2 separate regions of the Homo sapiens genome follow, and region 1 is linked to region 2. A link is an interaction called in ENCODE POLR2A ChIA-PET data of the cell type or tissue named here. Cell type or tissue: K562. All regions are shown on one strand. Each heading gives the region's core, and the rest is flanking DNA. Links, peaks and the distances in the headings are about the cores only. Region 1 has its middle 8.8 kb from the start of TRC-GCA9-2. Region 2 overlaps ZNF212 (zinc finger protein 212).

What was found. Peaks named below come from ENCODE experiments on the same cell type or tissue, not always from the same donor. Only the 100,000 strongest peaks of a DNase experiment are listed, where the experiment ranks them.
Region 1: POLR2A ChIA-PET joins it to region 2 with 5 read pairs; 3 of 35 experiments call an interaction of 5 or more read pairs at or near these places.

The regions. Positions count from the first base shown.
Region 1 is chr7:149,320,172-149,324,571 of GRCh38, reverse strand. No RefSeq gene overlaps it. Among named protein-coding and RNA genes, the nearest start is that of TRC-GCA9-2, 8.8 kb to the left of the region's middle. RefSeq lists an enhancer at 2,185-2,364 and a silencer at 2,714-2,931. In K562, for the core only: no CTCF peak of the experiment used is centred there; DNase peaks (open chromatin) are centred at 2,222 and 4,042; H3K4me3 peaks cover 1,190 bases.
Region 2 is chr7:149,245,257-149,249,656 of GRCh38, reverse strand. The region is part of intron 1 of ZNF212 (zinc finger protein 212); the gene reads right to left. Among named protein-coding and RNA genes, the nearest start is that of ZNF212, 7.8 kb to the right of the region's middle. In K562, for the core only: no CTCF peak of the experiment used is centred there; no DNase peak of the experiment used is centred there.

The sequences.
Region 1 (4,400 bases), core at 294-4,293, 75 kb before region 2:
ACATATGTGGATATTTTGCCAATACCTCAGAAGATACAACTGTTTTTACTAAATCAACAATGTTAAATTAGTCTTATTTATCAAAGAGTTACAAAAAAAAAGATTAGTCTGTTTGGGGGCAGGGCTTCTAGTTTTATGACCTTAAACCATTTAGCAGAGGCAAATATAATCCCATTTGGCCAGGCCAGGCACAGTGGCTCATGCCTGTAATTCCAGCACTTTGGGAGGCTGAGGCAGGTGGATCACCTGAGGTCAGGAGCTCGAGACCAGCCTGGCCAACATGACAAAACCCTGTCTCTACTAAAAATACAAAAATTAGCTGGGTATGGTGGCAGACACTTGTAATCCCAGCTACTCAGGACGCTGAGGCAGGAGAACCGTTTGAACCTGGGAAGCAGAGGTTGCCATGAGCCAAGGATCATGCCACTGCACTCCAGCCTGGATGACAGAATAAGACACTGTCTCAAAAAATAATAATAAAATAAAATAATCTTATCTGGCCAGCAAACCCAGGCAAAAGTATATGCTGACCATTTTAAAGGCCTTTCTATTTTTATCAACAAATTAAAACTAGCTTATTTATCAAAGATTTATGTAAGTCACATAAACTAAAAGGTATTTGGGTTAATTATTATATATTTTCTGTGAGTGCTCATTTAATTGCTTTGCCCCTATGTGGTAAAGCAATTTTTTTTTTTTTTTTTGAGACAGAGTCTTGCTCTTTTGCCCAGGCCGGACTGCAGTGGCACTATCTTGGCTCACTGCAAGCTCTGCCTCCCGGGTTCACACCATTCTCCTGCCTCAGCCTCCTGAGCAGCTGGGACTACAGGCGCCCGCCACCACGCCTGGATAACTTTTTTTTGTATTTTTAGTAGAGACGGGTTTCACCGTGTTAGCCAGGATGGTCTTGATCTCCTGACCTCGTGATCCGCCCACCTCGGCCTCCCAAAGTGCTGGGATTACAGGCGTGAGCCACCGTGCCTGGCCGGTAAAGCAATTTTTATGCTGGGTGGAGATACCTTCCTTATATTATTACTCTGAGCTCAAGGTTTTGACTTGTTTGATCTGGTAGCCTAACTTTTATAAATATTTATTTAGTTCTTTTCTTTTAGAATGTCAATCCTTTAATTTTTCCATCACCTTGAGTAGTTGTTAGTTGGGCAAACCTGAATTTTCATTTCCAAAAGGTGTCTAGGTTGTTAGTTGTCATGGAGCTATTGTAATTTGTAAAGCTATTGATTTGAAAGCCCTTTAAGACTCCTTTTTAAATAATCTTGGCTAGGGGCAGGACATGGTGGCTCATGCCTATAATCCCAGCTGTGGGAGGCTGAGGCAGGAGGAGGGCTTGAGGTCAGGAGTCCAAGACCATCCTGGGTAACATAGTGAGGCCCCTGTCTCTACAAAAAAATAACAAAATTAGCTGGGTGTGATTGTACTCAAATGTGGTCCTAGCTACTCAAGAGGCTGAGGCAAGAAGATCACTTGATCCCAGGAGTTGGAGGCTGCAGTGAGCTATGATCATGCCATTGTACTCTAGCCTAGGTGACAGAGTGAGACCCTATCTTTATTTAAGTATATATATTTAATATATATAATATATAATATTGTATATATATTTAATATATATATTATATATATTTAATATTGTATATATATTTAATATATATTATGTTAAATATATTTATCAAATATACATAATATATATATTTAAATAGAGAGAGAGAGAGGCTGGAATGCCATAACCAGTGAATTCATCCTAATGCCAGGAGAAAAGTCATCAGAGTCAAAATAAGCAGAAAAAAGTAGACAGAGAACTTGGAAGAATCTACATGTTAACCCTATAGTTGGCTGCAGTTTTCTTAGAGCCTGTGAATAATGACCATTTGTGCTCTACATTTTTCTTGGTGTAATTTGCCCATCAGTTTTAAAATGTACATGAGAATCAACTATGATACAGCTGACTGGAATCCCAAAGGAAGGTTTTAGTGGTATGCCTTTAGAATTTGATAATCGCGTTCCACTTCTTGTTTATCTCTCAAGGGCAAAAAAAAAATCCTAGAAATCCTGTCAAAGAATGTGAGTAATTTGAACTGGCATGACAGATAGCAGTGACCACCTAGTAGCTTTTAATTGGTCATCTTATGCCCACCATTTAGAATGTTTTTTTTTTTTTCCTCTCAGAACATGTTCAGAAACAAGGGAGAAAAGAGCCAAATCACTTACAGATACATGTGACCTGACCAAAATGAAACCAAAAGTAAGAGTGTTCATAAAAATTTTAAGCCAAGTATGCAGACAGATACGGTTTGGATCTGTGTCCCCACTCAAATCTCATGTCAAATTGTAATCCCCAGTGTTGGAGAGGGGCCTAGTGGGAGGCGACTGGATCATGGGGGCGGTTTCTCATGAATGGTTCAGCACCATCCCCTCGGTGCTGTCCTCATGATAGTGAGTGAGTGAGTTCTCTTGAGAACTTTGCATTGACCACATTGCTGGAGATGAGGATCATACAGACGGAGTAGTAGCTTGTGCTGCTGGACTAATAGGGGACTTATATACAGCATTTGGGAAGGATGTACTGAAACTAGTAGAAGCTAGGCCACTGATCCATGAATTGTTAACTGAACGGCGGAGATCGAAGACGAACAAAGCAAAAACCCTTGCTACACGGGCAACAAAAGAATTCAAGAAACTGAAGGACCAAGCTTGATCTGTTACCACTGGGATGATAACCTGAGGACCCCCACTGGAAATCTCCAATCTTTTGAAAAACCTGGAAGTGAGGAGTGTGCATGGATGCTGAATGTTTGGGAATGAGAGGATGAGTGAGTGAGGCTTGAAAACACACCACATTGAAAATCCTGCCACAGCAGCAGCCGCAGCCGCCGCCGCCAACAGCAGCACTGTCAGTGAGCTAAGTAAGCACTGACTTCGTAGAAAACCATAACATTGGCTATCTTGGAAAAGAGAAAAACAATGGAGTTACTTATAAAAAAAGAAGAAAGAAAGAAAAAGAAAGAAAGAAAGAGAGAAAGAGCGAAAGAAAAGAGAAAAGAAAAGAAAAAAGAAAAGCTATCTCTTCCCAGGAGAGGCTAGAAGTAGTTTTTCTGTCTTTTGGCCGGTGCCGAGTGGAATGCCTGGTTTCGGGGAGGAGGAGGGACTGGGTTCAGCTGTGGTGCTTTGTTGTAAAAGGCAGCCTGGCCTTTGCTACTGAGGAGAAAGATGGAGCCTGGGTCTCAAGCCCACCTTCTCTGTACCTTTGCCACACGGTACTGTATGCTTGCCGGCTAGAAGGAGGGTGAGGGATTTTTTACAGTCTGAGAATGAGTGTGTGTGAGTGAGGCGGTATCCACATTCTCAAGTTCAAGTCATTACAGTTTCTTTTTCCCAGAAAACAAGGGGTTAGATGTTGCATTTCATAAAACGAACCCAAGTTCTGTCTACTGGTGCAGCACAAGAGATGTAAAAAAAAACAAAAAAAAAAAAACACAGAGGAAAGACGCTCTTTAGGTTTTGTTTTTTTCGTTTTGTTTTGTTTTTTTTTTTTTTTTACTCTAGGGAAACACTGACGAATGGTCAGAGCTCCTATCCTGATCTTTTCAGTAAGGCGCCTTTCCTAATACTATGGTTCAACTGTGAATGTAGAAGTGAGGGGGAGGGGGGAGAAAAAGAAAACTCTGGCGTTAGAGAATATAGAAAAATGTAAGTACAATTGTTACAAATAGCGCAGACTTCAAAAACAAAAAAGTCACAAACCAAACCAAAATTTAAATGATCAGAATTGGCAGCACAAAGAAAACGCCCTCTCCTGACTTGTATTTTGGCAGTCTGAACGCCCCCAGAAAATTACGCCAAAGAGTTTAGAAAAATATACAATAAAAGTAAACACACACATACACACAAAACAGCAAACTTCAGATAACTACTTTGGATTGCAAACAGGATAAATTAAATGTTCAAACAATCTGATAAAATAACCATTTGGAAACTGGAAAAAAAAAATGTGTAGCACCTCCCCCGCCCCGCTTGCTCCTGCTCCAGCCACAGAAGTGCCTCCTTCCCCTTCACCTTCGGCCATTGTTGAAAGTTCCCTGAGGCCTCCCCAGAAGCCAAGCAGTGCTAGCATCATGCTTCCTGTACAGCTTGAAGAACTGTGAGCCAATCAAACCTCTTTTCTTTATAAATTATCCAGTCGCAGGTATTTCTTTATAGCAATGCAAGAACAGACTAATGCACAGACCAAACAAAATATTAAACCAGGCATGGAGAACCAGACAGAAGATAAATTCTGTAGAAACCAGAGTACTGAAACCAGAAGGACATTGTTCTTATACCAGAAATGGTTTGCCAGAAAAACAAAGTCTTCTGTCATCCCAGGACAGATGCAAAGTTCTTTATTG
Region 2 (4,400 bases), core at 330-4,329:
GACCCTGTCTCAAAAAAGAAAAAGAAAGAAAGAAGCTGTTTGAATTTTGGTGTATTTCTAAAGTTTTTTTTCATCTTTTAGTTTATTTTTTTTCAACAAAAGTGAAATTATAGCGTGTATGTTCTGTTACCTATGCTTTATGCTTAGCATATTCTCTGAGACTCCTGTATCAGTGTTCATTTTTAAACCTATTTTTATTTAATGTTTTGGACTATATGATAAAAGATGTCACTTACATCTTATCTTGCTTCCACATCCCTGCCAGACTTCATAGTTGATCATGTCACCCGTTTGAAAACTTTCAATGGCTCCCCACAATAAAGACAAAATTCCTTAGCAGGACCTACAAGACCTAATTCATTCATCTTTGCACTCTAGCAGCTGGGATGGTGAATAAATCCTTAAAAAATATTTACTGAAATGATGTGACTAAGTCTACTGACATTTTCCTTATAATTTTCACTTTAATGAGCTGTCTCTGACAGTAGGAAAATCACTGTCATAGAAGCTAAAATTACTGAAACCAACACTGGGGAAGTCTTCCCCAAGCTGTCCCCCTACTGTCTCCCTGCACGTTCACTTCAGTCCTAACCCCCTCTGCAAACTTCACTTTATTTGAATAAAGCACACACTTTATTCAAGGCTGCTTCTCTAACCACAGTGAGGCCACCAAGACCGAGACACTAGAGGAAATATCTCGGAAAGAACTGCTGGGGCCAAGGGTTGTGGTCCAGAGAACATGGGACAAAAGGAAACTGACTGGTGCAGAACTGAACATTTAAGTTTGGCCATGACCTACTCTAGTTACTCAAGTCAGTTAATTCATCATGGAACACATGAGACAAAAGCTTAAATACATCCTCCTGCAAGAGATTAAAAGAAAAGTTCAATGTAAAAGACAAATACAAGCGAAACAAAACAAAATATTAAACTGGATATATGCATGCCATCATGTTTGTTTTGCTTCTACTTTAAGTCTGTGAGTCTCCTCTTTCTGTGGCCCAGCATTCTGTGCTCAGTAGCACTTTTTCTAGACAGGAATGTAGGTGAGAATCTGTGCAAAGGAATAAGCCCCCTCCTCTTCCACATAGTAAGAGGTTGAAAAGAATGATTAAGCTAGTTTCTTCTTGTCTTCTGTTTTGAATTATCTAGCATGATGGGAACAATTCAAATGTTCACGAACCAGTCAATGGATGAAAAAATTGTGATCCATCCAGTGTTATGGGTTGAATTGTGTCTCCTCAAAATAATACAGTAAAACCCTAATCCTCAGTACCTCAGGATGTGATCTTACTTGGAAATAAGGTACTTCCAAGGGTAATCAGGTTAAAATGAGGTCATTAGGATGGGCCTTAATCCAATGACTGATGTCCTTAAAACAGAGGACCTTTAGACGCAGACACACACACACACAGGGAGAAGATGTCTACTATGGTTTGTCCTCACCAAAACCCATGTTGAAATTGTATTTCCAATGTGGCAGTGTCGGGAGGTGAAGTCTCGTGGGAGGTGTTTGGGTCATGAGGGCATATCCCTCATAAATAAATTAATGCGCTCCCACAGGGGTGAGCTGTCATTGGCAGGAATGGATTAGTTCCCACTACAGTGGGTTGTGAAACAGTCTGACTTCTTTGGTCTCTCTCTTGCCTCCTCTGTCACCATGTGATCTCTACACACACCTGCTGCCCTTCCATTTTCTGCCATGAGTTTAAGCAGCTTGAAGCCCTCACTAGACACAGCTGCCCAATCTTGAACTTTCCAGCCACCAGAATTGTGAGCCAACTAAACCTCTTTTCTTCATGAATTACCCAGCCTCATGTATTCTGTTACACCAATACATAATGGGCCATGTCAAGATTAAGGCAGAGACTGGACTTATGCTGCCACAAACCAAGAAAACACATGGGACCACCAGAAGCTAGGAGAGAAACACAAAACTCATAAGGAACCAACCCTGCAAACATCTTGATTTCAGACTCCTAACCTCCAGAACTGTGAGACAGAATTTCTGTTATTTAAGCTTCCCAGTTTGTTACACCAGCCCTAGGAAACAGACACACTATATAAGACACTTCATTATATACCGTATTATATATTTAGTGTATTTTTCCTATATAGCTTAGAAGACTACTAAGCCTGCTACTTAGTAGTAGACTACTACTTCGACTACTAAGTCTACTACTATGTAATAAAAAGGAACCAAAATCACTGACATGTTTAACAACATGCTAAGTGACGGGAATCAGACAAAGGTCAGGCACGGTGGCTCATACCTATAATCCCAACACTTTGGGAGGCTAAGATGGATCACTTGAGCCCAGGAGTTCAAGATCAGCCTGGGCAACAAAGCAAGACCCCCACCTCCACAATTTTTTTAAAATGAGCCAGACGTGGTGGCATGTGCCTATAGTCCCAGCTACTTGGGAGGCTGAGGATGGGAGGATCACTTGAGCCCTGGAGTTCAAGGTTGCAGTGAACCATGATCACACTACTGCACTCCAGCCTGAGTGACAAAGTAAGACCACTTAAAAAAAAAAAAAAGAAGGGCCGGGCATGGTGGCTCACACCTAAAATCCCAGCACTTTGGGAGGCCGAGGCGGGCGGATCACCTGAGGTTGGGAGTTCGAGACCAGCCTGACCAACATGGAGAAACCCCATCTCTACTAAAAATACAAAATGAGCCGGGCATGGTGGCGCATGCCTGTAATACCAGCTACTCGGGAGGCTGAGGCAGGAGAATCACTTAAACCTGAGAGGCGGAGGTTGCGGTGAACCGAGATCACACCATTGTACTCCAGCCTGGGCAACAAGAGCAAAACTCCAAAAAAAAAAAAAAAAAAAAAGAATTCAGACACAAAAGGCTACATTTGTGTTTCATTTACATGTTTGGAAAAAAGCAAACTATAGGGACAGAAATCAGATCAGTGGTTGCCAAGGGCTAGGGATAGGAGAAAAATATTGATTATAGGCCAGGCACAGTGGCTCACACCTATAACCCCAGCACTTTGGGAGGCCGAGGAGGGCGGATTGATCATGAGGTCAGGAGATCAAGACCATCCTGGCTAACATGGTGAAACCCCATCTCTACTAAAAATACAAAAACAAAATTAGCCAGGTGTGGTGGCAGGTGCCTGTAGTCCCAGCTACTTGGGAGGTTGAGGCGAGAGAATGGTGTGAACCCAGCAGGCGGAGCCTGCAGTGAGCTGAGATCACGTCACTGCACTCCAGCCTGGGCAACAGAATAAGACTCCGTCTCAAAAAAAAAAAAAAAGACTGATTATAAAGGGATATGAGGGAACTTTCTTGGATGATGGAAATATTCTCTATCTTGGTAATATGCTGGCTACACATTTGTCAAAATTTGTTGAACTATCTGCCTAAAGAGTAAATTTTACTGTATGTAAATGGTATCTCAATAAACACGTCTTAGAATGTCAAAGTAGGAGAAAATGCTAGCTGTAATAAAAGATAACATAAACAAAGTCTAAAAACAAGGAGAGAATATTTGTAAACAGAATATGAAGTGGAAAAAGGTCAAGAACCCCAAAATAAAACTGCAGATTGTAAATCATTCATGGAAGCGGAAATGCAGGCAGTCAATAAACAAATGAAAACACAACCACCTTACAATCAGGAATCCAAATATAACTAAGTGAAAGCACGTTCACCCATCAGACTGACAAACATGAAACAGACACAAAGAATAACATTCAGAGCTGACTATAATGTGGTAAACTGACTCTCATAACACTCCTGGAAGGAATGAAAAATACTACACACTCTTAGGGGAAGAAAAATTTCAAGTCATTAAAAACCCTTTTACCTAGCAATCCCACTTGGGGAATCTATGGCTGGGCACAGTGGCTCGAGTCTGTAATCCCAGCACTTCGGGAGGCTTGAGGCGGGAGGACAGCTTGAGCCCAGGAGTTCAAGAACAGCCAGGGCAAGATGGTGAAATCCCATCTCTACAAAAAGACAATAAAATTAGCCAGGCATGATGACAGGTGCCTATAGTTCCAGCCACTCAGGAAGCTGAGGTGGGAAGATCACTTGAGCCCAGGGGATTGAGGCTGCAGGAAGCCATGATCACACCACTTCCCTCCAGTGACAGAGAGAGATTCTGTCTCAAATAAATAAAGACACGGTCTCACTCTGTCACCCAGGCTGGAGGGCAGTGGCACGATTATACGTCCTGGTATTACAGGCATGAGTCACCCCACCCAACAGAAAAGTGACACATTTAGGATGAATTTCAATTCATAAACATAGTATGCAAATCCTTTTTTTTTTTTTTTTTCTGAGATGGAGTCTCTCGCTCTGTCGCCCAGGCTGCAGGCTGGAGTGCAGTGGCATGATCTCAGCTTACTGCAACCTCTGTCTCAGGTTCAAGTGATTCTCCT